Linked DNA regions of Homo sapiens: regions 1, 2, 4 and 5 are each linked to region 3. A link is a loop called in an ENCODE intact Hi-C map of the cell type or tissue named here. Cell type or tissue: heart left ventricle. All regions are shown on one strand. Links, peaks and the distances in the headings refer to the core of each region. The heading gives the core; the rest is flanking DNA. Region 1 overlaps LETR1 (lymphatic endothelial transcriptional regulator lncRNA 1). Region 2 overlaps LOC101927263 (a long non-coding RNA gene). Region 3 has its middle 81 kb from the start of LINC02852. Region 4 has its middle 68 kb from the start of LETR1. Region 5 overlaps SCDAL (stem cell derived angiogenic lncRNA).

The links. A loop is a pair of places that touch in the nucleus more often than their neighbours do. Peaks named below come from ENCODE experiments on the same cell type or tissue, not always from the same donor. Only the 100,000 strongest peaks of a DNase experiment are listed, where the experiment ranks them.
Region 1: a loop joins it to region 3, with 4 times the contacts of the local background. A loop is called at or near these places in 24 of 110 quality-filtered maps.
Region 2: a loop joins it to region 3, with 4 times the contacts of the local background. A loop is called at or near these places in 24 of 110 quality-filtered maps.
Region 4: a loop joins it to region 3, with 3 times the contacts of the local background. A loop is called at or near these places in 20 of 110 quality-filtered maps.
Region 5: it touches region 3 in a loop (4-fold over the local background); 28 of 110 quality-filtered maps call a loop at or near these places.

Annotation. Positions count from the first base shown.
Region 1 is chr15:95,289,609-95,295,437 of GRCh38, reverse strand. The region is part of intron 1 of LETR1 (lymphatic endothelial transcriptional regulator lncRNA 1); the gene reads left to right. Among named protein-coding and RNA genes, the nearest start is that of LETR1, 35 kb to the left of the region's middle. In heart left ventricle, for the core only: a CTCF peak has its summit at 3,361 (motif pointing right); no DNase peak of the experiment used is centred there; H3K4me3 peaks cover 1,196 bases; H3K27ac peaks cover 1,242 bases.
Region 2 is chr15:96,354,175-96,360,003 of GRCh38, reverse strand. LOC101927263 (a long non-coding RNA gene) reads right to left here. Exons shown (of 5, transcript XR_007064788.1): 3 at 5,492-5,829. Among named protein-coding and RNA genes, the nearest start is that of SCDAL, 14 kb to the right of the region's middle. RefSeq lists enhancers at 688-1,530, 4,853-5,752. In heart left ventricle, for the core only: CTCF peaks have their summits at 2,748, 2,961 and 4,760; DNase peaks (open chromatin) are centred at 2,683, 2,953 and 5,403; H3K4me3 peaks cover 2,893 bases; H3K27ac peaks cover 1,846 bases; H3K27me3 peaks cover 2,905 bases.
Region 3 is chr15:94,667,564-94,673,392 of GRCh38, reverse strand. No RefSeq gene overlaps it. Among named protein-coding and RNA genes, the nearest start is that of LINC02852, 81 kb to the right of the region's middle. In heart left ventricle, for the core only: CTCF peaks have their summits at 2,566 and 2,765 (motif pointing left); no DNase peak of the experiment used is centred there; H3K4me3 peaks cover 549 bases; H3K27ac peaks cover 1,589 bases.
Region 4 is chr15:95,256,206-95,262,034 of GRCh38, reverse strand. No RefSeq gene overlaps it. Among named protein-coding and RNA genes, the nearest start is that of LETR1, 68 kb to the left of the region's middle. In heart left ventricle, for the core only: a CTCF peak has its summit at 2,421 (motif pointing left); no DNase peak of the experiment used is centred there; H3K27ac peaks cover 1,163 bases.
Region 5 is chr15:96,343,406-96,349,234 of GRCh38, reverse strand. SCDAL (stem cell derived angiogenic lncRNA) reads right to left here. Exons shown (of 2, transcript NR_198964.1): 2 at 3,591-4,670. Among named protein-coding and RNA genes, the nearest start is that of SCDAL, 3.4 kb to the right of the region's middle. In heart left ventricle, for the core only: a CTCF peak has its summit at 3,521; DNase peaks (open chromatin) are centred at 1,754, 3,364, 4,459 and 5,464; H3K4me3 peaks cover 4,846 bases; H3K27ac peaks cover 4,840 bases; H3K27me3 peaks cover 3,786 bases.

The sequences.
Region 1 (5,829 bases), core at 562-5,561, 620 kb before region 3:
GGGCAGTTAATCAGGTGAAGGATGAAGGGAAATGGATTGTTACCTGGAAGAGCTGGCAAAGGAGCCTGGGGCTGATTAGAAACCCCTCTCTTGGGAAGAGGTTTGACCAGGGCTCTTGGAAGGCATCAGAGGAATGACGTAAGACAAACAGTGTGCAGGAAAATCACTGTTTATTCCATCCTAAATTTGAAAAAAACTAGTTCCTAGACAGAAAAATATCAGTGCACATAGCAAGAGTTTTTATTTGAGTGTTGGGAGCCCCCAAAAAGCACCTTTGAGAGAGGATGTGGAAAGTCACCGTCTATAAATGTGTTTTTAGTGAATTCACGAAGGATGTTTTGGCTAAAATTGATTTCTGTGAAATCTTAAAAAGCTGAACAGACAGAAACAAACAAGCGAGCCTCCATCTTTCCACGTGAGGCAAGCCAGCAGGGATGGACCATGAGGCACTTCTCTGGGTACAGAATTTAAGGAAGCACCAAAAATCTTAGTAATCAAGAGAAAGAATATTAGAATGAAATATACTGAAAAATCAAAATGAGTGCAAACAATCCATGACAAAAAAAATATCAAAGTTCAGGCCGGGCATAGTTGCTCACGCCTGCAATCCCAGCACTGTGGGAGGCCAAAGTGGGAAGATCATCTGAGGTCAGGAGTTTGAGACCAGCCTGGCCATCATGGTGAAACCCTGTCTCTACTAAAAATGCAAAAATTACCTGAACATGGTGGCACGTGCCTGTAATCCCAGCTACTCTGGAGGCGGAGGCACGAGAATCACTTGAACCCAGGAGGCGGAGGTTGCAGTGAGCTCAGATGGCGCCACTGCACTCCAGCCTGGGCAACACAGCAAGACTCTATCTCAAAAAAAAAAAAAAAATTGTTCATAGGCTTCACTCACCTCACTCTAATCCCAGGCAAGGCGAGGAAAACATCCTCTTTTACATCTGTGTGCCCTTCCCTGTGTTGAGCACAGTATCTGTTAGTCAACAGCAAACCATTCAATAGTGGATGAAGATGATGGTCATGGCAATGATTTGACCACCGATGAATGATTTCAATATGAAGCTACCCTTACATCTTTTAAAATCAGTATAGCTAAATGTCACCAAATCATTTTGAAATTGGAGCTAATTTTTTATTAGAAAATTAATGGGGGTTAAAAAAGCATTTTTTTTAGGTCAAAAGAGTTTTTCTAGGCAACCCTGACACCAGAAATTTCTCCATTTCATCCAATGTTTAACCATGTATTTCTAGAAAATACCCCTATGGAAATTTATGGAGGTTTTATGTTGAGTAACTTAAAGTGAAATACATATGTAATCCATATGTATGTAATATATGTATATTTAAAGAAGCATCAAAGTCCTCTTACTGCAAATTATAGGCAGAGTTATAGGGAGTGCCATATCACGGCAGCAGGAAGCAATGTGTGCCTGGGTAAGGAGCCTTACCGTTCCAATGTTGTAGCATTTTGAGTTCTTTCAAGATAATGAAATTCTGCAGCAAGGAGAAAGAAACACTGCGATTTTGCCACACACCACAAAATGTTCTATGTTTCCCATTATAAAAAAAATACTGGCATCCAAGATCTCCTAGATATGAATAATGTTTGCCTGTGTGAACAAGGATGAATTTTTTTTTCCTCTAATTAAACTCCCATGAGACTCAAGCTGCTTTGGAGTTGATCTTACTCAGAGAATGCTTTTCTCCTGTCCTCCCGCTCCTCACTCTCCTCTTCCTCCTCCCCTTCCAGTCTGTAGAGAGCTTCCCAGAACCCCACTCAAAATCTCAGTAATGTCAGCAGCCTCTCTCAAGCCACATGGCGAGGGTACAGAGCTAGACAGCAAGACAGCAAGATAAGAAGTGAGCGCCTCTCTGTCCCTCTGTGGACCTGTGGTTCCCTGGAGCAGTTTTTAAAGAAAGGCATAGACTGACATGGTTACAACCCAGTTGACATGTCTCACAATAAGAAAAGCTACCTAGTGTATGAATTGTTGTTTTGGACTATTCTTCTTGAGTAAAGCATTTGCCTTTTATACTGAAATAGATCAAACAATAGCAAGAATTCTGCTTTAAAAATACTATTGATTATTTGTTATCACTACAGCCATAGCATTCTTTTTGAACTAACTCTGACTGTGTCATTTGAATGCCAGCCAACACACCATTACAAGCCAGGTACTCACCCTGCAAAACCAGTCTGAAAAGAGAAGGCTGGCCAAAGGCTACTCAGATGTAGCCTGGTGGCAATGAGGGCTCTGGAAAATGTGTAGCTGTGACTAGAAATCAAATATGAGTGAGGAGAAAGCCTCTCTCTTTGTCCGAGGGAGTGATCACATGTTGACAGCTGGAATTTACATGGCTCCTTATTCAATAAACTAGCGCCTTCCCTGCATTCCAACATCAGCAACACAATAGTGGCACAGAAGCAAACTGACACATTACACATGGTCCAGCTGTCCCGCCTGTCCACTCTCCACGGATGCCTCCTCCTCCTCCTTCTCCTCCTCGGTCTGTCCCGTCTTCCTCCAACATGGGGTTTCACTTCTGCAAGATCTAAACACACACTCATTGGATGATGCCTATATCATGGGTGCTTGATTTTGTGTGCCTTCCAACACTTGCCTGCATGCAAGATATGAGTTCTACATTAAAGATGAATAACAAACAAGCAAGAACTCAGGATACGATAAAAACTCAAACAAATGTCTTCCACTTCATTGTCAGCTGAAAAAAAAGCTGTGCGTGATCAACGTTTCCCACATCAAAATCTTTCGGACATCACAAACCCTTACTTTGGGTGTGCGTGGTTTTCTTTATGAACTTGAACACAAAGGGAATGTGACCTGTGGAGTAGTAAGTGGTATAACTAGTGCAAATTGTTTTTATTACCTCCTGTACAAAAAATGGTCATCTGAAAAGAAATGTGAAGTTCCACAGTATCTGACAGTATACCATGCTTTCTCTGAATATATGTGTGTGTGTGTGTGTGTGTGTGTGTGTGTGTGTATAATATTATAATTTTGGCAACACCATGCACTTTTTGGTTAATAGCTTCTATTAAGAAGTCCCAAAATTTTCCCAGAAGGAATGTTGTATTAGGGACAATGTCTGTTTATAGTGGTGATGTATATTGTTTGGCAAAGCACAGCAGAGTACACAAAACATACATCAAATGACCCTGTGCCTCGTAAACCTGTCCATTCAGTCTAGAAATTTTCCTGCTTAAAATATACACTTTACAGATTATGACAAAACTCATCAGTAATTCCCACACTGCTCTATATCCTTAACATATGGAAAAGGAGGGAAAAAGGCATTACGTGTTATGAAGCAGCCATTAAACTTTAATCTCTACCACTAGGGGGCAGAATGCAGACTTTTCTAAACTGACTGCTAGGCAATCAACCATCACATCATTGTAACATTGAAGACACTTCAAAAAGACTCAGATGTTTAACTCTTGTGCTAGTGATCATACATTCATATTGGGCTGCAGGCCAAAAGAGAGAAGAAAAAAAATCCAGAGACTTGCGGCTGAAAAGCTATAAAGTGGTGAATTTTACCTTAGAGCAAAACCATCTTCAGTGACAAATTTCAAAGGCCATATGTATGTGATTTTCATGAAAAGCAGACGACCCTAAATTTCTTTGTTTAACTGGAAGCGATCTTCCTTACAGAACCAGCGGATTCTTTTTTCGTAATTCCCCTTGTTTATTGTGCTGTTAGAAAATTCACTTTCCTTTTTAGCGCTACAATCAGGATTCTAGAAATGCTATTTAATGCCAACGGGTATTTCATTAACACCGCCACCTCCAGCATCTTCAAGGATATCACCTCAGGCACAACGTTACTGATGGAGAATGTTTAGAGTATTCTGATAAAATAGGGTTCTTTCTTTTTCCTTTTTAAATTAAATCCTCCAACGCAACCTTTATTCTATGGTAACAGCCCGATGTTCCCTATCAAATTTTCCCAAGACAGGACATTACAGTTTTTCCCCTGTAATTAAAGCCACAAATGTCTAAAAATGATGAGTCAATAGGATTACAGACATTACTTCTCACAAAAAATTGAGTTTTGACTCACATGTCCTATTGAGGGGATTTGCGACTTAATAGCCACATATTTCAATTTACTTTTTAGGCCCTGTAACCACATAGTTGTAATATAGTTTAGACTATTGTAAAAGCTGAGAAACACACCCAAACCTAATCAGTGGCAGGTTTCCTAGGTTAATAAACTTAAGGAATAGTTTTGGGGTTATGGGCAGGGTTCACTTGTCAGCTAGACATTCTGAGAGTTTGCAAATTCAAATTCCAATACATTTGGTTTTTTTCAAAAAGGAGACGACTTTTGCTTAGTTCCTATTTTCATGAAATTGTGATCCCAGGAAAGCTGGAAAACCCAGTGAAGTGCTGGGTTTGACATTGTCCCTGCCCCCACCTGTGCTTTCTTTTAAAGCAAGGTGTTTCCTAAACAGAGATAGTGCCGAAAGGAGACACATATCGCTTTTTGCATCAGGAGTGTTACTTGATATGTATCAATATTTCCTGTCAGCGCCAACAAAGCAAAATCTTGGGCCTTACGGTATCCTTAGATGGCTAAATATTATTTGCTTAAGTCAGCGCGTTCCAGACCCTTTATGTGGCCTGACAGTTGATTGGGAGAAGTCCCACGAACTTTCTTAAAGTGTGCAGTCATCCGTTTGGCGGCCGGCTCCGGGGGTTCCACATGAAATCCTCTTTAGATAAATTCATACTTGCACAGGGTGATTAGCCTTACAGCTTGGTTGGCTCACTTATCTTTAAAAGCTAGACTTCCATGATCAATGTGGGCCTGAGATTGTCTTCCAGTAACTACCTCTGCTGCGATCTCCAAAGCTCAAAGCTGGTGAAGGAAGATGCAACCTAAAAAAAAAAAAAAAAAAAAGAAAGGAAGAAAAAGAAAAGGAATTCTTTTTTTCTGCTCAAAGATGACAGGCTGAAGTTGACAACCTAATCCTTCAGGCTTGTCTTACTTACTGAAAGGCTCAAGTAATGTCAAAGGAACCATCTGATAACAGTCTACATGCCAAACCTAACAGCTTTATTGCAACAAGAAACTTTCACATTAAATTTCCATGTGTTTTCTCTCCACACTCCTTCTTAACTTTACAGCACACTCCCCACCTTTTTTTTTTCCCAAAGAAAGATAAGTCTTCCCTGCTGCAAAAAAAAAAAAAAAAAAAAACCAACAACAACAACAAAAAACAAATAGAAACTGCTGTATAGGCCAGCTGGGATATAGTCAAATTAGTGGATTATTATTACCTTGGGGACATTAGAAATCAAGTTTGTTATTGGCAGTTCCTGTTTCTGTAAGAGCTGTTAATAGCTAAAATTTAAAGGGTGTTTGTCGATCAACAGAATGTTATTTTCTTAAGTGGGTAACTGCCATTTTTCTTTTTCACGTTGCTCCTGCTGCTGCTACCTGGCACCAAGTTTACCTAAAAGTTCAGCCTCCCTTATAACTAGAAATAAAGCCAGTTTTCACAGAAACATAAAGCACACCTTTTTCTGGACTTACAGTTGTGACCTAAGAGAGCAGGTGTATGAGTTAGGAGTCTCAAACTAAAAAACCTTTTAGAAAATGGTATCAACTTGTTAAGCACACTTGAAAAGATAATAAATACAGACATTGTAATATAAGTAAGGGTGGCTCATTCTTTTCGTGTTCTCCGGGTGTTATATAAAGAATGTTTTCAGTAAAATACAGATCCTTCTGTGCTTACACTTTGTGACATTCTTGCTGGGACAGTTTTACATTTTGAAGCTAAACAATTCATTT
Region 2 (5,829 bases), core at 603-5,602, 1.7 Mb before region 3:
CCTCCAAGGCCGCAGAGAGTCACTAGGCCAGGGTGGGGCCCAATGAAGCCACCGGCCCTGCTGGCCCGGGAGTAGCTGGCTAGCGCCTGGGGAGGGCGAGGTTCTCTCCACTTTCCCTCCCGTGCACTTTCTCCAGGGGCGCATCCTCAGAGGGCTCCTCTGAGTCAGAGTCCTCAACCAAGAGTTGGAATTTCTCCGAGGCGAGTGCAGGTCACAGGCCATTTCTGGAGCCACCCGGCGGGGCATTTGCCCGAACACCCGGCACAGTCTCCTCGCCAACTTCGGGCTGCTTTGGATAGTCAAGGGGGAGAGGGGTCGAGGAGTATTCCCTCTTTGCCATTTGACCCCAGAAATGAGGATGGAGAGCAACCGGAGCGAAGGAGCCGGGGAAGAAAGTTCAGCAGGACCTGTTGCTGGCGCTCAAGCAGCCTCGCCTCGGAGAGAATGTTGGACACCTTGATTTCTCCAGGGAGCACCAGTGCTCTCCCCACCTCGGGGAGTCTTGGGGGAAAGAGACTAGCAGACGCAGAGGGCCAGAGGCCCGGGGAACTCTTCCCCGGCTTAGGCTTGGAGTGCAGGCAGGGACAGAGTGCGGTGAAGTCACTGTGAAAAGGATGGCGTCCCTAAGCCCGGCTAAGACTGAAATTGCAATCGTAGGGAACTGAGATCTCCAAAAGAATGTGGAAGGTTTACTTTAAAACACCCAACCAGTTCATTTTTCTCAGAAGGCATTCTGGATGCCCTGACGGGGGCATGCCGGGATGGGACCCTTCTCCCCTCCCCACAAGAACTTCAGACACCTGCTCTATCCTGCCTTCAGCCCCCAGGCCCCTAGGACCGCAGGACCCCTCCTTCCTGGGTTTCCCTCACAGAAGAGAGTCATTTAATGTTATAGATAACTCAGCCCCAGCTCAACCCACCCACCCCTGGAGAAATTTAGTCTCCTCATCTTCCTCACCCTGCTGCCACCATTTCTAAAGGTTTAGTAGAGTCAGGGCGTCATGCAGGCCCTGGGCTTTCCCCAACCGGATGGAAGAAGGAAGTAGACGCCCTCAACCAGCTGGGGAGCTGGGCTGGGCGCCGATCTATATTTCGGGGTTCAGCCCCATGGGTGGCAGCCTCTCTGAATTCCTAACTGTGCTAAGGGTTGGGGTCACCTGCCCAGATACGTTGCATAGCCCAAACCCATGACAAAAGTCTGAGTGGAAATGGAGCCCTCCTTCCCCCACACACGAAAATGTCGCCTTTTGGCAGTGCGGCCCCCAATCCTTCATGTCACCTGAGGGTCACACTGCAGGCGCAGGGCTTCACTGGGTCCTGCCTCCTGGGAGGTGCTCGCAGACCAACTCCAGGGTCGACAGCCGGCAAAGCAAATGCTGGCGGTTAGGTGCTCAAATAACATTCTTCATTCCTCTTTTTCAAAGTTGATTTATAGCAATCGACAGGTTAAAGCCTCATCTGACTTCATTACTTTTAAAAGCTGTCTATTTCACAACTGTCACTTTTCATCACTTAGCTCAAATAAATACTTGAAGAAATGAATTGGAAGAGACTTTCAGATCATGTTTATAATTCTTGGTCGCCGCGTTAACATTCCTAATGACCTGACCCTCTGAGTTTCTGCAGACTTCTAAATTGGGCCGAAAATTCCTCCTTATATACTAGAAAACTTCAAGGAAGGTGAGGTGGCCGGAAATGCGACTCAAGGGAGAAGTGCAGCGGCTGCATGTGGAAGGCAGGGTGTTGTCGCAGCAAAGCATCCCAGCAGCTGCGAGGGCCCAGGCCCGAGACCCAGGGCCACAGAGAGGGGGACAGCTCACGGGTCAGGGGATTCACATGGAACCAGCTGCTGACAGGAGGGCCCCAGCCTAGCAGCCGCGCCGCCCGCCCGCGTTCCTCGGGTCCCGCCGACCAGGCTGCAAAACCACGAGAAAATTCATGCCAGAAGGAAACGCTGTTCATTGGGACTATTACTATTATTCTATCACTGTTTCAAAAATGATTTTAAAGGGCCCCTACGACCGCAGATGAGGAGTGGCAGAGTGAGAGCCATTTTCTCCCAGTCATCTTCGACTCAGAGCTTGTGAGACACCCAGAAAGAGCAGAAGCATGGAAACGAAATCGTACGCACTGAAGTCCGTTCAATAAATTGAAATAGTTTCTCCAATTTTGCTACCATTTGCCCAAGCCTTCTAGTATTACCAGCCGGTGGTAATACTTTCACTTTCTCTCTCTCTCTCCCTCTCTCTTTCAAGCTCTCTCTCTCTCTCTCTCTCTCACACACACACACACACACACACACACACACACAACCAGTTCTAAGAAATAGGAGGAAAAATACAGAAAAAAAAAAGCGAAAGGAGAGGTAAGAAAAAAAAACTACAGAAAATAAAAGGAAAAGGAAGGGAAGAAAAAGGAAATGAGAGAAAAGAAGAAAGCAAAGGAAAACCCAAAAACTATATATCTTTTCTTTTTTAGTTTGGGGGACAACGATAGAACACATATTTTCCTTATTTTTTTCTTTGAAAAAGAACAACAAGAACAACAAAAAACCCTAAGCTGCGTCTCTGAGCTTGTGGTGGATTGGGCGCTTGCTCGGTGTGCCTGGGCCGAGGCTGACTCCAGCGCGCCGCTCGCCGTGCCTGGGGACCTGCAGCCCCAGCCTCCGCCCCGCCCGGGAATTTCGAAGATTTCCCCCGAGCGGCGGCGCGCGGAGTGTGCTCCGGAACTCGCCATCACAGCGCTCCCCGCCGCCGCCAGCCTTCCCCAGTCGTGGCCTCAGGCCTTCGCCCACCCTGCGGACCGCTCCGCCTAGGTGGGTCTGAGCGCTCCCGATTTTCCGCTCAGAGGCTTTAGGAACCCCGAGTTAACATTGCTCGGTGGCCGCTGCCTCGCTGCGTGGACGCGGCGGCGGATGCGCTCGGTGGCGAAAACCCGGGCGCGCTGCCGTACCTTGGAGCGCCACCTCGCTGCAGAAACTGGAATGACGCCGCCAAGCCTCCCAGCCTGCGGCAGCCTAATTGTACGTCACCCGGACTTTTTCCGTAATCGAAACCCTCAGAGAAGCCGCAACGCACAGGTCTTCTGACGGGTTAAAAACCATTATCTGTGACCGACAGATCCCACAGTGGCTGCATTGGGATGAAGGGAAAATAACAGAAGAAGGAGAAAAATATATAGGCACAATTTCACCAAGTCTAAAGTAGTCACTCAAGCTGGGGAGCTGCTTTCCTAGAAAGGAGAAGATAAATGAGACGTGGTCTTTAGGAAGCCACTAGTTCGGGCCCCGTGTATTTCCGGCCATTCAGCTGCGGCCAGTGCAGATGTCTCCCATGAGGTGGTGCCTATAAAGTCATCCCTTCCCAATTATGATTTCCACCAAAATTCATTTATTCTGGTCAGTCCAGCATTAGAGGGGTTCTGCAGTGCCAGTCTCCAGCCTACTGGGACACTGTACCCACAGCTTTTGGCTTTGCTGACTAAATAACCACAAAATATAGCCCCCAACACGTACACCTGTCCGCCGGTGAAAGTAGCAACTGGCAAGAATTGCAAATTACACAGCCTCTCTTTCCAAGGTGCAACTGGGCATTTGACACTATTTTATCCAGTTGATAACTTAACAGGTTTGCCGCAATCTTATATCCACACGACCATAAAATATACAGAAAATTTAACCCACTTATATGGTGAGCCTTTGCTTCAATGTGTCTTCAAAGTGCACCATCCCAGAGATGGGTGTTATAAGTTAAAACAAATGTTACATGCCAAACATGGTTTTAAAAATACAGCATCTCTGTCATGGTCCAGTGAGGATTTGTGTGGTTTCTTTGTTTTGAAGGGAGGTACAGAACCTTTATTTAATGTAGTTTTTATTACAAAGTTCAAATCCTTTTTTTTAAAAGGAGCTCTGTGGATCCTACAAATAATGGGAGCTGAACTGGGGACTATAGGGTGGAGATAGAGTTTATCTGGTGTTGTATAAGCCCCTGTATTTCCCTGCCTGAGCAATCCCAACATAGAGATCGCTTCTTGAAACTCCGCAGTCCCCTGAGTTAGCGGGGTGAGCCCCCAAAGGGCAGGCAGGGGATAGCGTGAGTGCCCCTTCTCCCTGTAACCAGGGCTCCTCCTTGCTGATTAGGAGCTCTCAGATCTTGCTCAGAAATTACACGGCTGCGCCAGGAAAATAGCCAGGTTGGCTTTCTGGCTGGTTTGTCTCTTCTCCATCAGGCTAGGAAAGATTCCTGTGAGACCACACAGGAGAAAGGCCCCAATTTCCTAGCAGGACTTCAGTGAGCATCCCTAGTAACTGCCAGCTAAGGAGGGGTGGCCCGGGCCCTGGGGGTCTTGAGGCCTAGGCATGGGGGTGGGGGTGAGAGTTGGTGCTAACATGGGGAGAAGGCAGCTGATGAGAGATAATGGGAGCTCAGAGGGAATTCCCAAGAGGGTCCTGGGGCCCACTGAGGGCCAGCAGTGAGGAACTAGGACAAAAACCGAGGAGAGGAAGGCATAGGAAATGATAGGTGTGAACCTGCACGCCTACAGTTTGGAAAAGGAGTTCTAAACTGGAAAAGGTTTTGTGTGTCTCTCTCTTTCTGTCTCTCTCTCTCTTCCCCCCCTCCACCCCCTTCTTCTCTCCCTTCATTTCTCTCTTCTCCACCCCTTCCTCTTCTCACATTCAGGTTTTCTGGGGTTTTTTTCGCCCAATAATGCCTGGAGATGAAAAATGATTTTTGTTGCTATTACACTTCCTACCGCAAGATGCAGTGCAAGGCGGCTGAGTTTGTATTACAACTATGTCACAATGTTTCACTGATGCAAAACATGTAGCCAGAGGGTGTTGCTAATGACTCCTGGATTAGAGTGAGATTGAGACTGGGAGAAAAAGAAAAAGAGAGAACAAGAGACAGAGGAAGGGAGGAGAGAGAAGAATGTCATTAGAGAACGAGGAAAATCACTGTATAATCACCTCTAATAATCTAATCAGGATATTTTCAGATTTCAAGGTTCTCTCCATGCTTAAGAGTGTGAGCTAGAGAGAGACCATTATCCTTTTAAACACCACAAAGGTTTTTTTGCATGTTAATAACTATTAATTATGTTTACAGCCAGTTAAGTGAAGAACTCTCCTTTGGAAAGAAACTTTGGAAAACGCTTAATAGCAGATTAAAGCCTTTTCCTGGAGCCGAGGTCGCTTGGAGGGAGGTGGGGGCCGGGTAATCACCCAAGGGTGTGCGGAGCCCGAGGCGGCTAGCAGAGGCTCAACGCCCCCGCCAGTGGTCGTGCACACAAATGTGCAAACGCCTGTGACGGGCTGCGGGGACCCAGGGTGCCCCGTCGGACCCGTGGCGGAACTCCTAGGCGCAGCCAGCCGCACGGGCTCGGCTTCCGCTCGGTCTTGGCAAAAATGTCCCTCCGGGCTCCGAACTCCCCGGCGCCCTCCCCCGAGACCAGCTCTATTTAGGGAAGCCGGAGGTTTCGCGGTTCCTACCGTGGCCCAGGCCGGTCCCACCGCCCAGCAGTCCGCTTCTGCCCCCCGGGGCACAGCAAGGAGGGCGTTCCCTCGGGGCTGCGGCCCTTTGAACCCGGGGAGCCCTCGGCTCTCGCCAGGACTCGCGGAGCTCGCTCGGGGCCCGGCTGCGGAGCCGAGTGTGGGTGGCGGGTGGGGTTGAAGGCGAGTGGGGGAGGCAGGAGGGGATGGAGGGGCGGGGGCGGGAGCCGGGCGTTAAGCCTGGAAGCTTGGCTGTTTACCCAAACGATTTTCCTTTCAGACCCGAGACGCCAATGAGACAAGATCAAACTCCCCTTCTCGTAGTGCGTGTGTGGGGT
Region 3 (5,829 bases), core at 374-5,373:
CTGGGTTCAAGTGACGTTCCTGCCTCAGACTCCCGAGTAGCTGGGACTACAGGCACCCGCCACCACACCTGGCTAATTTTTTTTGATCCGCCCGCCTTGGCCTCCCAAAGTGCTAGAATTACAGATGTAAGCCACTGCGCCCGGCCAAAGGCAACTAATTCTTATCAGAAAGATGTCTTCACAATGTCTTGGAGCAAAACCCTAGGTTTTTTAAGAAGTACTTTAGAAACCTCATGGGCAGGTCAGGGGTCAAACACACAGAAAATTCACTAGCGATCAGTTTCAATAAGTCCAACATGAGAATAAACAAAACCAGGCTATTAAGTGATAATATGGAGAGAAAAATAATGGTGCCCAGATTGATTCATTCATTCAAAATATCTATATTCTTTAGTCGTATTTCTTCAAATACTGATAGTATTTGGCAAATACCTGCTAGTTTGTTTAATAATCCTAGGTCTTATTTATATCATCAGCTTCCGGTGGTCATAAGATTTGCAGAAAGAGCCTTTCTCTGTTGGATTCATAATACGTCCTGGATTCTACCTGAAATCCTTGTCTCTGAAATGTTGGAAGAGACCCTCTTTCATGCCCCCTGCCCCGACCTGGCCACAGGCGCGTACACCTGGTCCATATTCTGTAATGAGGTCTCAGTGGTCATCTTATTCTCAGGGCCCATCGAAAAATTGCATGCTCTGAAGACAGCATAGTTGCATCAAACTCTTTAACTGGCTGGCATTTTGAAAGTTTAAAGGGTTAATGCTCCTAAGAGAAGAAGAAAACACCACGCGTGCGTTTTGATCTGAGGTTCAAAACATACACGCAGATGAAAACGGCCAGCCTCATCGCTACACACAATCCCTTTCTCTGCCTCCCAGTCCCTCTCCTTCCCTCTCCACAATCTTACAGATCTCAGTACGATTAGAGAGCTGCCGATAAGAGAATGGCCATTGGTATTCTATGGTTTCAGTGTAGTCTGAAAATTAAATCCCTATGAAAATAATATATCTCTTCTCCTCTCCCCTACCCCCTCCTCCCTAGAAGCAGCTGCTTTTCACATTTAAATGTAGCAGTGGTAACAAGAGCCTCTTTTATCAGCTACTCCTATTCATAAGGCATTAAAATACACGCCGTTTCCTAATCCCTAGTGCAGCTCTAACAGGGGCTTCAGCTTTGTGCTGAAATAGCACGTATCTTTTAAAAGTAGCTGATGGAAATCATCTTCCAAACCGAATCAGTCTCTTAAAAGCAGCTCTCCCCAAGCACAGAACATAAATAGAGTCCAGGACACAGTGTGTGTCCAGCTCCCCTCTCCACTGTAAAGGGTTTGGGAAACAATGGCTGAGTTTGTTTATAAGTAGCCCAAGCGACTTGGCAAGCTGCTTCCCTCCTCTCTCTTCCCTCCCACCCCAGATCCCATACCCATCTTTACAGCAGCACCAGTTGCAGCGCCTCTTCTGGGAAAGGCATTGCTACTTCTGTGTAAGCCAATAGGCATTTGCTGAGCAAGGTCACTTTCAGAGGCAGCTCTTTCTGGAGGCAGCATCTACAGGAACGGTGGGCCAGGGGCTGGAGGCATGGATCAAATAGAAAATCACCTGGATTCCTGGTTAATCCACAGGCCTCAAGAGGAGTGCATGCGGGGCTGGTGAATTCCATAACCATGAGAGAGCTATTTTGTAGGCAGGTAGCTGATAGAAATGTACACAGCCATATGACACATACGTATATATATATAGTTTACATATAAACACAAGTATACACATATTTGTCCGCATCAGACAGTACTGATTCCCTGCACAATCACCTAGAAATAGCATTAGAAGCACTATTAACACAGAGGGAACATTTCAAATACAAACAAGAATAAGTAGCCTGAATTATGGTTAACTCTTGTGGCTATCGTTTTATTGAAATTACGTCCTGAAATTAACTTTTTCTTATATGTTAAAATTAAGGCTGGCCCTTTAAAAATAATTTATTTTTTGAATACTCAAGCTTTCATTCCGATATATCTGTTTTTCTATTTTCAGTAAATTAGGGGGTTTCTAGTCTCTGGTTTTATTACTAATAAAGAAGAGAAAAAGGTAGCAGAAATGTTTGTTGTATTTTGTGTTCAGCTTTATGTTTATTTTCTTTCAACTGCTTATAGAAGAGATCTCAGGAGGAAAAAAATACATCACATTCTTCTAACATTGTTTTACTCAAAGTTTTATTTTAGAAGTGTAATTATTTTTTTCTCATGGTAAGTAAGTGTTGCTAGAAGTGTTTTGGAATTTTAAGTTCCTCTGGCAGATATCTGTTTTTCAATTGCTGTGAATCTTTTTTTTTTCTAATTCTCTCTCTCTTCTTGATTTGAAACTGAAGTGCTGATGAATGTTCTTTGCCTTGTACAATAGATATCTTTTTACTTATAAAATGCCACAAAGTTATAAATTAGGAGGACTATCTACATGATAAGATTTTCTCCCTCCCTCATGTGCCAGCTAAATGTTGAAGAAGGCTGATAGGAACAGAAATAACATGTTCAAGGGAGAAATAATCCAAATAAATATATACCTTCATTTCATCTCTTTTGAAGAAAGTGTCCATCTCACCAAGGTTGTAAGGTTTTTAATAAAAGCAGAAAACTCTTCAGGTAATTATAAACGCCCTTTAATACTATTAAAGGAAAACGTAATTCCAATCATTGAGATTTATTGGAAATCTTACTTTCTGAGGCAGTGGCAATTATCTCTGAATCATGGAACCTGACTGCCCTCTTCTGGTTATAAACAGAAATAGGAACAGCCTGGAAGAATTCTATCACTGACAATAGGGTTATGTCTAGGAAATCTACGATAATAAGGAAATGTCCACATTCATATTAGAATCTGTGCCTGACAGGAATTAGAAACTGAATAATCTAACTTCCTCATGGCCCAGAATACAATGCTTTCTAATTGTTTTTTGACAGCAGTTCTGACTTTTGTACTATTTTATTTTATGTTTGGAGCCCTCAAGTCAGACCCAGGTGTTCAACTAAAGCTAAAGTGAAGAGCAGTAATTACTTTAAAATGTCCACAACTTTTTGAAAAACTGATATTAAGGGCAGCCAAGCATTCATAAATATTGCATTTGGGTTGGAGAAGAAATTCACTTTTATCAAAAGCTCAAAAAGTAATAATTGTCAATAATTAACTAGACTATATTTTAGAGATTAAAAGGTAACATAAAACTTTTCTCATATAAAATTAAACATAATGAAAATAACTATTATGTAATGCCATAATTACATGGGATCTCACTGGTTACTCGATAGAATGATCAATTGAGTAATCTTAGATCCATCCATTTTCTCCCTTAATCTGTATTAGGTGACATGATTTTCCATGTTCATACCATAATTAAAAAGCTTTGAATTTCTTTCTTTTTTTCCATTTTACCGCTGAAAAATGGTATAATGAATTCGGGATGATTGATAATTCTAGATAGAGGATCATTAAATGCCAACAGAAAAAAAAATTATGTTCAATTATAATTGTGATACTACGTCAAACAGATAGAGGAAATCCTAATTCTGAGCTCTATTAAAATGCACTTATTTCAATTTCCAGTTGCTATGTATGTCCTATTAGCAGCCTGACATTTTGAGTAGTACACTAATTCATATGAATTGGGTTTGAAATGAAAGCTTTCAAGTCAAGCTTTATGGAACACTGAATGTGCGATAAGCCCAGAATTAGCAAGAGAATGAGGTGATACTTTTTCGCCAAGTGAGCTTCTTGTATGAAGGCACAAAACCCGAATGCTCCGAATTATAAAATGCTTTAATTTCAAGGACCTCGCCCATAAGTAAAGCACACGTCGATTTTTCTCTGGAAACCTATTAAGTAGTTAGAAGCAGATAAAATTCTAGTCTGCAATTAGAAAATTAAAGGTCAGAGGTTAAGTGTGTGCCTTGCCAGGTAGGTCTCAGATGGATCTCCACCTGTCAGGTGTCAGGGTTGGGAACACATTTCAAAAGATCACACAAAGTGGGCTAAGAATACATGTAACTGGGCAAAGCTTACATCAGGCCAAGCGTAGCAAAAAGAAAGCAAGGCCCCCCCCGGTTTTCTAGGTGTCCCCTAGAGAAGCTGTAGGACTTGCAGTGGGATTCTGTGTTCCAGTGACCATTCCATCCTCCACAGCTCTGCCCTCCATCCTGCCTCATGTAGGTCTCCTTTCTTTCTTTCTTTCTTTTTTTTTTTTTTTTTTTTAAGACTGAGTCTTGCTCTGTCACCCAGGCTGGAATGCAATGGTGCCATCTCAGCTTACTGCAACCTCCGCCTCCTGGGTTCAAGTGATTCTCCTGCCTCAGCTTCCCGCATAGCTGGGATTACAGGTGCCCACCACCATGCCCAGCTAATTGTTGTTGTTGTTGTTTTTTAGTAGAGACAGTGTTTCATCACGTTGCCCAGGCTGGTCTCGAACTCCTGACTTCAAGTGATCCGCCCGCCTTGGCCTCCCAAAGTGTTGGGATTACGGGTGTGAGCCACCTGGTGCTCAGCCCATGTAGGTCTCTTTTGACAGGGCAAGGGTAAGAAGAGCCTTGAGGAGGATGGGGTGGGCTGGTCATCCTCAGGCATCAGGCTCTTAGGGGCCTGCACTTTGCAGTTGTCAGGGAATGCTGGCTGTGCACACCTGGAGAACTCAGGTAGTAAGGTATTGCAGTCCCCTGTGTGAGGAAGAGCCCTTTCCTGCTAAGAGTAAGAGCTGCTGTTTCTGGCTAGCTTGTTGTCCAGGCAACCCAGAATGGGCCCCCAAGGTCAGGTTTGGCCAATCCTGCTCAGGCACCTGATTGCATTAATAGAAGAGCACTGCACTAAGGGTCAACTTCTTACAGAGCTCTGCCGTTTTGTGATCACAAGAGAACTACTTCTCCTTTACCTCAGTTTACTCATGTATAAAACAAGGAACTGGGACCCCATGCCTTCTAAGGTAACTTTTTGGTTCCAAACACATACGCTGTCACTTGTCACTTTCATAAAACTATAACATTAAATGAGGTACCAACCATCTTCATGAGCAAAGGATATCAATTAGTGGTGTGACAAAAATATAAAGAGTTATGAAAAGTTTTACATCAATTTTCCCCCCTCAGGTACTGAGTAGTACAAAGCAAATGCAAACCGTTACATTTTATGGCTTGCTCACTTATGTAATAAATCTGGCATGACCTGAAACTCAGTGTCTCTCTCTCTCTCTCTCTCTGAAGTTAATAAGGTCCCCGGTTTCTATTCAGAAATTCTCTTCTCTCCAGGATTAGGAGGAAAGGCAACTCATTGCGGTCCAGGCTTCAGGGAAGACTCGCAGAGACATACTGCGTCTTTAGGTGTAATGGTCGTGAGGCAGCAGGGATACTTGGTCCTGTGGTCTGGGGAAGATGCTGGGATGGAATTGATGCTGAATCTTTTGGAAGGAGTCCTGTCAGGTATAGTTTTCTCCTGTTCTGCTGGTCAAAGAGTTGTGACAATAGAAGCTGCAGGCTCAGCTGTTCTCTGTCTTGTGCCAATGAAAACTCTCAGAGCAATGACAGCTGTAGGGAAATGTGGCCAGAGCTAGGGAAGAGAGAAAGCGAGGAATCAATAAAGATAAAGGATAATCTAAAAGCAGAGTCGTGCCTGCCTTCGTGCCAAAACAAAACATATATTACCATTTAACATATGTGCCCTGACTCACCTGAATTCCTGTGACTTCTCAGGGCAGATAGTTTCGTCTGCTTTGTTCATCTCTGTGCCCTCAGCACCCAGTACAGTCCTTGGCACCAAGTTGGAGCATGGTACTTATTTTTAGTGGTGAAGCTGG
Region 4 (5,829 bases), core at 322-5,321, 590 kb before region 3:
TTATAGAGGGGCCCGGAACCCAGGAGTCTCTTCGATGTGTGAAGAATTTAAATGTCTTGGTCAGGCCTGGGCAAAACCAGGACATCAGATTTGAGGATAGCCTTCCCTCTTGTCTGCCATGCTAAATCTCTACCCTGTCAGGAAATAAACCCAATATCATAATTCTATAACTGATTTTCCTCGGAAGGGATTACATCCAACTTGGTAACCAAGCAGTTGATACTCAGGATAGTTTTGCCTTCTAACGAATTTGTGCCAAAATTCAGAATATCACATTACAGCATTTGCAAAAGAATAGTGTAAAGGCCAGAGAAAAAATGAGCAATGCAGAATATTGCTCCTTAAGTCATCAAAGAAATACAGACAATGTGTCCTATTACGACACCTCAAATACCTGTCACTAACTCCATCCAGCTGTGAGTGTTCAGGAGACAATATTAACAGATGTGTGGTTGGAAATTAGCTGTTTGGGGGGTATTTTTAATGAGATAGTTCTTTATTATTTTTTCTAGAATAAATTCCCCTTCTTTAGTTAGCCTTGATAAAACAGTGTCCAAGGTAAGTCTTGGAATCTCATCAGAAATCTCAAATGATTATTTTAGCTCTTTCAACTTTCTCCTCTTCAAAGCCATTAAACAAAGCAACTAATGAGTAAATATATAGGATGGCTTAAGATTTATTTCTTTCTCCACGGTTTATTCAGAAGTAATAAAATATTAGCAAAGGTAGCCAAGGCGGCTCATGCCAGTAATCCCAGTACTTTGGGAGTCTGAAGTTAGAAGATCACTTGAGGCCAGCAGTTCAAGACCAGCCTGGGTAACATAATGAGACCCCCATCTCTACAAAAATAAAATAAAGTAAATTCGCTGTGTGTATTGGCGTGTGCCTCTAGTTTGAGGTACTTGGGAGGCTGAGATAGAAGAATTGTTTGGGCTCCGTAATTCGAGGCTGCTGCAGTGAGCTATGATTGCATCACTGCACTTCAGCTTGAGTGACAGAGCAAAACCTTACCTTCAAAAAAAAAGGCAGAAAATAGTAAAGTTAAAGAAAAAAATGTTAATAGCCAAATCCCGGGTTGATTTTCATAGATTGAAAACTCAATTTTAGAGGAAAAGAAGGGTCAACTGAATCTTCTGTGTGTCAGGTGCTCACTTAATCTTCCCAATGGAGTCAGTACCTATGAAGTACAAATGAGGTGCCAGAAAGCTGCTATGTTCCAGAACCAAGTCTTTTCTTTGAAAGACTAAATTCTCTGCTTTGTCCCTGCTGCTTTGAGAGTTTGGTTACGTATATGATAAGGCCGTGTAATAATCTTGACATCTATGACTTCTATTTGAAGAACACAACTATGCATCTTTTCTGCATCCTAATAGAAGCAGACCTATTCAGAGACAAGAGTCTTTGTGCATAGTTTCAACTTTCATGCACTTTAGTCACCTGTTTTTTTTTTTTTTTTTAAGGCAGATTTTGACTCCAAAAGTCCAGGATGGGGCCTGAGGTTCTGCATGTCTAACAATTTCCCAGCTGATGCCAAAGCTGCTGATCAGAGTCTACACCTTAAGAAGTAAGGACTGTCAGAGAGCAGTGAGCTGAAGTGCCAGGGTAGAGACTTGGGATAAGGGGCCAAAAGGACTGGCTTCTGTCAAAGTTAAAACTTGGCGCCCCTAGGGAAATTCCTTCAGTGGATTGTGGAGCCATTTGCAAAACAAGGGCTAGTGTAGTCCTCTGGTTGGCTTTTTCACCAGCAGGCTTGAGGTTCTCTACCCATACACAGCTCTCCTGAAGTCCACCGCTGTTTTGTTTGGACAGGCTGGTCTCAAGTCTGAGCTTGCACACAAAGAGCTTATCACCAACACTGGCCTTTCTCTGGCAGCTGTTTTCCTTCCGAGTCCCAGGGCTCTAGTCTGAGGGCAGGAAAAAGGCTTGCTGGAGAAAGAAGGGGTGCTATCAGCAAGCTGTGGTAGATGCCTGGCTTCAAGACCTTGCGGGGGAGTACCTCTCCCACACATACCTCCTTACACACACCCCAAAGATCAGCTTCTCCACTATGTCCTTGCCCTAGAATAAGTATGAAATAAGCAGTTTGATAAATCTATCGGTTTTGTCCATAAAAGCTGGCGAAGAAGCAGAGACTAAATTACTTCCTATAATAAAACAAGGAATTTCTATAAATTACAAGGACTGAATGTCAAGTCCTACAGAAAAACCTGCTCATGGGCATATGTGTCCGTGATGGAACAACACATATCCCACCAGCATGAGGTCAGGCATATGAAATCAGTATGAGGTATATGAGTGCCACATCTAGGAGAACTGATAAAAATCAGAGTCGTTGTCAGCTGTGTAAATTGAGAGGAAAAGGCGCCTTCAGCGACTTCCTTTGGGGAAGGCTTGTTTTGTGCTGGTGAACTGCTCCCCCTGGTGGATCAGAAATCGTCATGGTCGGGATTCCATTCTGAAGGGAGCAAACATGCTCTGGAGAAAACTGGGCAGTTGCAGGTATAGAGATATCCTCCCAAAAAAAGCTAATTTCTGAGCCCCCAGAAATACATTGAATACCTTCTGGGACCCTAACTGAGTCTTAGTGTGGCCATGATGTGAATTGCAAAGTTTGTCTTCCCACATTATTGGAGTTGTCTTGTGTATTCTCATTATTATGGTTGTTTCAAAATTGTGGCTGTATATTGATTTGAGAGATACGGAAAAGTCTTAAGTCCTGTATTTTATTTTATTTCCACTTTAAAAGCAATTCTGGATATTTACAAGGGGAAAAAGACCAACAGCGAGGAGAACATTTTTCTGTGAAATCATTTGTTTCCCTTACTGTCTACTTTTAACTGCTCTCTCTGAGGTGGTCATGTCGATTGTGATTAATTTATGCCTGGGCCTCTTGTTCTACTTCCCTCAACCTAAAAATAAGTTTTGTGATTTTCTCAGGATGAAATTTCTACTTTCATTATTTATGTCAGTGCCAATAGAGATAGTTTATGTTGTTGTTTTCATTAAAGAGATTTTTTGTATGCCCTGCCATGCACAAAGAGGAGATTTTGCAGGTCAGGCAGAGATGAAAATCTCTGACAACACTCTTACTCTTTCGAACATTCTGCAATGAGGATTGCAGCTTCAGTCCAAACAGTGTATAAGCTAAATAAGGAAGTGTTTTAAATATTTATTTAACAAGACATATTTTAAATAACCTACATATGTAAATAGAGTTCTTAGCCTGTACATTATTGCCAGGTCGATTCTCATGTTCTGATATATAATTAATTACTGGTTTATTCCTCTGTAAACCGAAGCAGGGAATAATTCCGTGATGCCAGGTCACTGATGTCAGCAAAATGTAATACCCTTTGTCAGTGGGATCTGTGCAGGAGAAATTGAGACTGTAAAATCTGTGATGGTGGGTGCCAAAAGGTGTCCAAAAAACAAGTTCCTATCTCCATTTTAGTTGTTTTCTCCTGATGTGTAGACTTTTTCTCTATGTTACCTAAGTGGGATTAGAATGCACATTTTTTATGTTAATGCAAACTCAGAATGCCTATGCAGTCTAAACTATGCATTTTATAAGTCACCTAAAGTGTCATCTAAAGTAAATGCATATCATGACCATTTTAAGCAGCACTATTATATTTAGAAACAATAACAACACAAATATCAATCATTTTGGTAATTCTTGATCATTGAAAAAATGAATTTTTAAATGTTTAAGCAAAATCCACAAGTCATTTTTAACTTTTTGAGAGAAAAATATGGCGATATGTATGTATATATATATAATTTTGTTTTCACTTAAATGAGCACCTGTCTTTCAAATTACTCTACTAAAAACTTCTAAAGGGCAAAAATTCTGAACATCAAATTTGTCAAGGGTATAGATAGCCCTAGGAAAGAAAAAAGCAGGCAAAAATGTGGCACCTTTTCTCCTTAGACTTCATTTCTGATGATGTAAAATAAGTAATCATCTCCAATACCTTAGCACTTTGCTCGTTTGGGTCAGTGGTGCAACAAGCATATTTCATTTAAACATAGCACATGTCAGTTACCAAAAACCCAACTCAAAGTTTTTATTCCAAGCTCTCTGAATTAGCTCCTCAACTAAATTCTAGCTAGTGGATTAATGACATAAAATATCTTGGCTCATGGCCACAACATCCGGGAAATTTAGTGTGGAAAATCATGTAAAATGATTGGTTTATGCCATCATAACATACCAACCTATTGGTCATGTCACCTTTTAACCATCATCTACTTGTTTTGCCACGCTTAAAAATGTTCTATATTAAATCCATAATAGATCTTTTTGCTATTCTTGCGGGGCACTTTTGGCTCATGACTGTAATCCCAGCACTTTGGGAGGCTGAGGCGGGTGAATCACTTGAGATCAGGAGTTTGAGACCAGCCTGGCCAACATGATGAAATTCCATCTCTGTCAAAAAATACAAGAATCCAGGCATGGTGGCACACACCTGTAGTCTCAGCTCCTCAGAAGGCTGAGATGGGAGAATCCCTTGTATCTGGCAGGCGGAGGTTTTAGTAAGCCAAGATCACGACATTGCACTCCAGACTGGGCGACAGAGTGAGACCCTGTGTCAAAAAAAAAAAAAAAAAAAATCTTTGTGCTATTCTGCTTTGGGAAGAAATATTAAAGTGCTGGGAAAATAAAAAATGGCAGTAACAAAAAAATAGAATTTTATGGTCTGAGTGATCATCAGAAGCACTGTTAGATGCTGCGTCCATCTTTTCGTTGATGGTACATTTTGGTGCTTAAAATAAATGCCATTTCTGTAATTAACGAATAGGGCTAGTGAGGTATAAATTCGTCTTGGCAGGTTTGAACTCAGTGCTGTTGTGCAGTTGTATGAACAAGGAAATTAAATGTGAAAAATGGCCAATCTGTCTATCCTCTGGGTTCCCTCAACAACGCGGCCTCATGAAGTACCTGCTGCCATATTGACCTCAGTACACACACAGAAGAGCCAAGGGAATTGCTTCTTTGGGGACTGGAGGTGAATTTTTAGATTTGGCATAATCTACATATTATTTTTTCAAATGAAAATGTCGATAAGTTTAAGCCTCCATATCAACGTGGAAAAAGAATTTGTCCCTTAAGATAAATGGTAGCAATAAGATACTCAGATTATCTTCTCATTAAATGTTATTATGATTGACATCTTTGTTTTCACAAATGTTCTTTAAAAATGTTATACTAAGGATGAAGTACACATAATTTTATCTATTATTCCTTCTATGTACAGATAAGACTCTGAGAATTTATAGAAACAAACATTAGAAGGCAGGAATGTGGAGAGAAGAAAGCTACCTGACAAGGGAATCTCAGGATACAAGGAAAACACCAAGGTGAGTTTCCTGACTTTTAGCTTTGCCTGATATATCTCAGACCTAGAGTTCAAGGAACCAAGAACCCCAAAATAATAATGGGAAAGGACAAGAAAAGCCCCAGCGAAAGACTACTCTGTCTCTAGCCAAAGGACAAGGAAAGGGGCAACCAAGCAAGACAGAAAAACATTTAGATAATAACCACTCTATTCTAGCCAAATTCCACAAAAACTAATTAGATGGTGTCAGAGGAGGCTGAGTAGGAAGGAGGGACTTTACCCCTGCCCCCTAATCCTGTGATATCAGTGGAAGCCATGTGGAGAGCAGCAGCAAGGCACTTCCATCCCTCACATGTTGGGAAGTATAGTGGACCCTCGAACAACACAGGTTTGAACATCACAGGTCCACCTAGGTGCAGATTTTGTTAAACAAAAATGTAGCAACTTCCTAGCATGTTCAGATACTCTTCTAGGTACTTGGAAGACAATA
Region 5 (5,829 bases), core at 575-5,574, 1.7 Mb before region 3:
ATGAAAGAATGAGGGGGTATGAGAAAGTAAAAGGGGGGAAGTGAACTAATTTGGATAAAGCAGAACACTTTGTAAATGAGGTGCATTGAGGCTAGAGAGATACAGATGGAGGAGAGGGGCTCTAGGATTAAAAATAGGCATACTGGTTGGAAACTGATGAAATGGGTTTTCAGCGATCAGTCTATGGATTCAATAGGAACCTGGCAGAATGTAAGGTTGTGATGAGGAGACCACGAGTGAGAGTGAATTCGTCAGAAAGAGTGAGAAGGGAGAAAATAGCAGCAAGGACCTGAGATCCCTTGCAAGGAGCAGACTATGGAGATGCTAATGAGGGAAAATTAACCTTCGGGTTGGGTCTGTGACATGGGCCTTCCACTGAATGTCTGATCCAGGGGCTGCCAGCAGCTTCCCTCTGCACCAGCGAAATGAGATAATCGCTCTGAAACCTCCCAACCTTGGTGCAAGCAAGCTCTGAGACTGTTGTGGGGAGCAGAATGTAACTAACAGCTCCTTCCAAAGAGACAAACAAATAGCAACTAGGACCACAACCAGGCGCCAGAGCAAACCTGCAGTTGTGGGTACATTTGTTCAACTCCAGAGCCCCTCTAGGCTGGCACATTGAAGGAAGGGAGGAGCAGGTATGGAAAACGAAAAAATATCTTCATCTCTGTTTGTTCCAGTCTGTCGCCAAAGGCCCTGGATAACCGGGCCTCAGTGAGGCAACACAAGGGATAAATGGATTTTATCTCCAGGAGCGTGGCCACTGGGCCAGGGGATTATTGCTTAGCCAGAGAAAATGTAGTGGGGAGGGGAATAAAGAAAAGAGAGAAGTTGAGGAGGACAGACACAAAAACAAACAAACAAAAAAAATTCAAAGGGAAATTCTGAAAGTGGTTTCCTGTCACATACACTGAGACATTAAAACACACACACACACACACACACACACACACGGATTTTATTAAACAAACAAGCCAACAACCAAACGCACATCAAAACTACATTTGCTCCTGCTGTCATAGGAAAAGAGGGTTTGGAATGATTGTAGGGTTCTGGTAGGAACCCTTCTGGCCTTTACTACTATCAGTACCTCCCCATCCCCTCACCCCCCGCCCCAGCATTTTCATAAACGCTCTGAAGTCCCCGCTGGAGAAGGGGCCGCACTAGAGGCTGCAAGCAAGGGGAGGACTCCCTGTTGGAGGCGAAGGGGTCATGTTTCCAAGTAGAGACATCAGCAAACCACAATCTTAGTGACAGTGACAGCGCAAAATTATGTTTAATGTTGCAAGGGGGAAAGGGGAAATATAAAATTAGCGCAAAGAAAATGTTTCCCAGACCTTCCTCACAATTAGGGCATACGGATGGGCACAACGGCGGGGTCGACAGTGGGGATGGTGGGGCCTAGCCGGGCGACCGTGTTGGGTGGAGGCAAAGGCCGGAGTCCTCACTCCCCAGGAGGAAAAGGAAAGCTTCTGGAGAGAGATTAATGACACTCCGCCCAATCACTTCACTGGGTTCGGAACCTTTTTTGCAGAAGAGGGGATGTTCTAGATTTCCCATCCTGGCGGAGATGACAGTTCAACGACCGGCCTACTCAGTCCCAAAGCCACAGGGCGTTTTAATTAGTGATGAGGCTGGTGGAGGGGCTGGCGGAGCCTGGAAGGCGGAGAAGGAAATGCGGAGGGGGAGACGCACAGCCCCAGACCCCTCCCCCTCCTCGCCGGAGCCTCGGGAGCTGTAGGCAGAGGATGCTGAAGCGAAGTAAGAATTACTTAATAAATTAGCTGCCCCTCTTTAGAACTTGCTGTCAGCCCCGCCTCGGCAGCCGCACGTAGGCGAGCGAGACCCCACTGCCTTCTCACTACGCCCCTGGATCTCCATAGGCGCACCCCCACCCCCAACCAGGGTCTTGGACAGGCAGACAGCCGACAGCCCAAGGGATTGGCCCAGAGAGGGCCAGGGAGGTGGGAACGGTGGCATTTTCAAGGAGGAAGCAGTTTCTGTTCAGTGCGGGAGATTATTTCCTCAGCTGCTTATTTAAAGAGACAGAGATGAGAGAGAGAGAAAGAGAGGTTGATTCCCTTCTTGTTGTGGTTATAAAAAATTTAATTTTGCCTTTGTCTAGAAAGCACTGTATTATTGTGATTATTAAACAACATCGTTTCCCTTCTCACTGCCAGGCAAGGGAAGGGGGAAGAAAGAGAGAGGATTAAGGAACATTTATTTAAAAAATAATACATATTACAAATAAGTGTATTTTTAAAAACTAAACCAGGCAGATAAAGGCAGATGAGAAACTGCAATGAGAGAAAGGGGCGGGGGGAGAAAATCGTTTGATTATTTAAAGGCTAATCTAGGCAGAAGAATCAGAAAAAAGAAACTTGGGAAAATAAGGCAGCTGCCATTTCCTACGTGTTAGCTACATGACTTGAAAAAAAATAGGAAAAGAAGCTATTCTTAGGTATAGCCAGGGTTGTAGTTTTATACTTTGATTTTAGCAACAAGTATGAAAAGATCTAAACTAATTGATTGCTGAGTTCCTTGGCCCTTTTCCAAAGAGCAATATAGATTTAATTGTATGTTGCTTAAAACTCCATTTCTCGAACAGTGTGAAGCATGTAATAAAAGTCATAAACCGTATCGGAGATTTTTTTTCCCCCACAAGCATAAATACCCAACTGACACTTGGAAATCTTAGCTAATACTCCTTATGGGTTAAAACAAAACAACAAAAAACAACAACAAAAAAGGCATCTGTGAGGGGGAGCCACATAATAAAATCCAAACTGTTAATCCATTTTAACTCATTCAAAAGAACCTGCAGTTGCGGATGGGTGTTTTGCAGAGGCGGGGCTGGGGTGAAGATACCCCACATCAGACACCTGATCTGCTCAAATTCGGTCCATCTAAACCACTCTCCCCTAAAGGAAAGAAGTCTGGCCTACAAAAAGACACCAGAAATATCTCCACCAGAGAAAATGGATCTGAAAGTTGCAGCCGAACTGCCTGGCCAGAACTCTCTGGCCAAGAGACAGGGAAGCCACTCCGCGGCTTTCGCTCTCCGCTGCCCCTAGCCTGGCATCCCCCAAGGAAAGAGACCGGCCTGGAGAGGCCGTGGGAGCGCTCCAAAGCGGCGCGGCAAAATCCACCCCTCTCCCCCTCCTAGGCAGCTCCCCCTTTCCCATTGTCCTCCGTTATCCCTGACCCCCAGTTGCTGTTGGGGTCCAAAACCACCCGCGGCTCCCCCTCGGCCAGCTGTATGCTGCAGAAGCGAAGAGTCCCGGCCACGCCTGCGATTTGGTCGGAGATCTGCCGCTGCAGCCAAGTTCGCGGCCGCCATCAAGCTGGCGGCTGCGCGCGTCTCGGGCCGTGCCCTGGCGTGGCCACGCGGGCCGGCTGCAGGCGGAGATCTGTAAAAATCCACGTGAGCCGCCCCCTCCTCCTGCTGCCCGCGGCCCCTGACACTGCAGCATTGAAGCCTGCCCGGAGGTCCCCGAGGTCTCCGAGTGTGACAGTACTCAGCATAGCGGGTAGATGGCACAATTTTCTAACATTTAGAGAGAGGAACCCACGCTGGGAGCAATAAGTCCATTTAAAAGCCCTTTATTTAAAAGGAACAAAGATAACTGACAAGCGAAGTACAGAGACATCTCAATGAAATTTCCAAAGAAGAAAGAGAAATCAGAGGCTAAAGCAAATGCGAACTGGGCTTGATGGAACAGGCCAGCACTTTCCTCCCCCTCAAAAGGAGAGCAGATAAAAGACAAAAAGAAAGAGGTGGTGGTCATTGGGTCTGTGCGGTAAGGATCACAGACCAAACCAAATTCTAAAAGTCCACAGCCACTAAACTTTAAAATGGCCGGGTGGCCTCGGTGGGGGAAGGTGAAGGAGAAGCTAGATCAGTTTGGGGGAAAGAGATATGGAAGTTTTGCCCCTGCCTTGGAGGCTCTTCCCCAACCTTTGATAACAGGTATCTCTGCTTTGGCTTGGGGTCTAGGGAGCCCCAGGAGGATGGGCAGGCAAGGCATTCGTTCTGGGCACATCTGAGCCCTTCCAAGGGGCTGGGCACCACAGGCTTCTGTCCTACAGCCACGTTTCCTACAATGGGGCCCAGGGCTGGGCCGAGTCAGCCACGATCCCAGACACTAAGATTTGGTCAAAAGCAGGGCACTTAAGCTCACACTCAGAGACTTGGGTACAATTGTGCCCCTTCCAAACTAAGAAGGGCACGATGGCACCCACTGATGTCTCCTGGCAACGCCAAGACAGCCCACACTTCATCTTGTGCTCTGGCACCGCCACCACCCTCTCCCTCCCCACCAAACCTACACGCCAGATCGATCCCCCTTGCCAGGAGAGCCTCAAGCTGAGAGGAGGAAACAGAGGAGGGGGCGAGAGGCCAAGGGATCCGTGAGGCCACCTCTCTGGTCATCCGGGCCGGCCTCTGGCCCCCAGCGACCCTGGCCAAGCAGGACCAGCGGTGGGAAGGGGCACGGCAGCTATCGTCCGCAGGGGGTCAAATGATTGCATTTGGGTGGGTGCTCGCCGACATATTTGCTGAGTAAACCTCCCTCGCTGGGCTGAAGGCGAATCCCCGTTGATAAATCCATCATTACCGTTCGGATTCAGGGAGGCAGCCGCGCCACTAAATTCATCTTACATTCGTAGCGCTTTAATAGACATTTATGAAATGCTTTTAGAGAGAGGCATGGGGTGCGTGATTACATCCTAGTTATAGACAGAACATAAAGACCCACGTTAACACCCATTTGCAGGAAGGAAGGAAAAGGTGGGGAGGGGGTGGTAAGGCAGAGAGATGAAGTGAGGAGAGGCAAGGAGAGATGGGGCGGGCAGGGGCACGGTGTCTAGGCGTTATTAACGAGGGCTGCCTGGCGGGAGCCTCGGAAAGTGACAGGCTGCGGAGAGAAGTACTCGCTCCCCTCGCAGTTCCTGGGGCTTCCCTTCCCTTGCCCCCCACCCACAATCCCCCCGTGGTGGGCTCGTATTCTCTCTGCCAGGGAACAAGGGACGCCGCACTGCCTCCGCCGACCCTTCTGTCCCTCCAACCCCCACTGCTTCTTCACTTTATTCCAGGCCTCTCCAACTTCGACCCTTTGGAGTGGCCAAACCAGAAAGAGAAGGGAGGGAGTCCCCGCATGCCGAGGACCCCAAGAACTCCTTTAAAGCATCCTCTTCACCCCACCTCACCCCCAACCCAGAGAGCAACAGAGCTGGGCCAGGTTCCTGCAGCAGAAAGCAGACGCCCAGGCCACCGGGCGGAGTACATCTGCTTGCTCAGAGGGTTCCTTGGCCTGGCAGTCTTTGCGGAAGGACCCCCTGCTCTGCGCCAGGAGGAAGCCATGCCACTTTCGCGCCTTCCATCATCTCGTGCCTGGGAACTTGCCCTGGACTTGCCCCGCGCCCCCCGACCTCATCCTCAGGGAGCTGCTCCTGTAGGGATGCCTGGGCCTCCAAAGGGCCTAACGCCTTCCTGAGGGCCCCATTAGCTTCGCCTAGAAGCCCAGTCCCCGAGCTTTGCCGGCTCTGCGCGCGCTCTCACCGCGCCCTCGCTCCCCCGGGACGCAGCCACCGACCCGGGCCGGGACAGCAGCCGGCAGGACTCCGGGCCCTCCCTGGCTCTTGGTAAAGAACACTTCCGCTATCTCAAAGTTGCCATAAGAAAATAAATACAAGTGACATTGTACTGGGCCAAAGCTCATTAGTTCGTTGTCCAGGCCTAATAAAGGAACAGAAGCGCAAATTATAGAGTTCAGCTTCAACACACGCTCTGTCACCCGAGATCAGCGCACCGCGAGCCTGATTCCAATT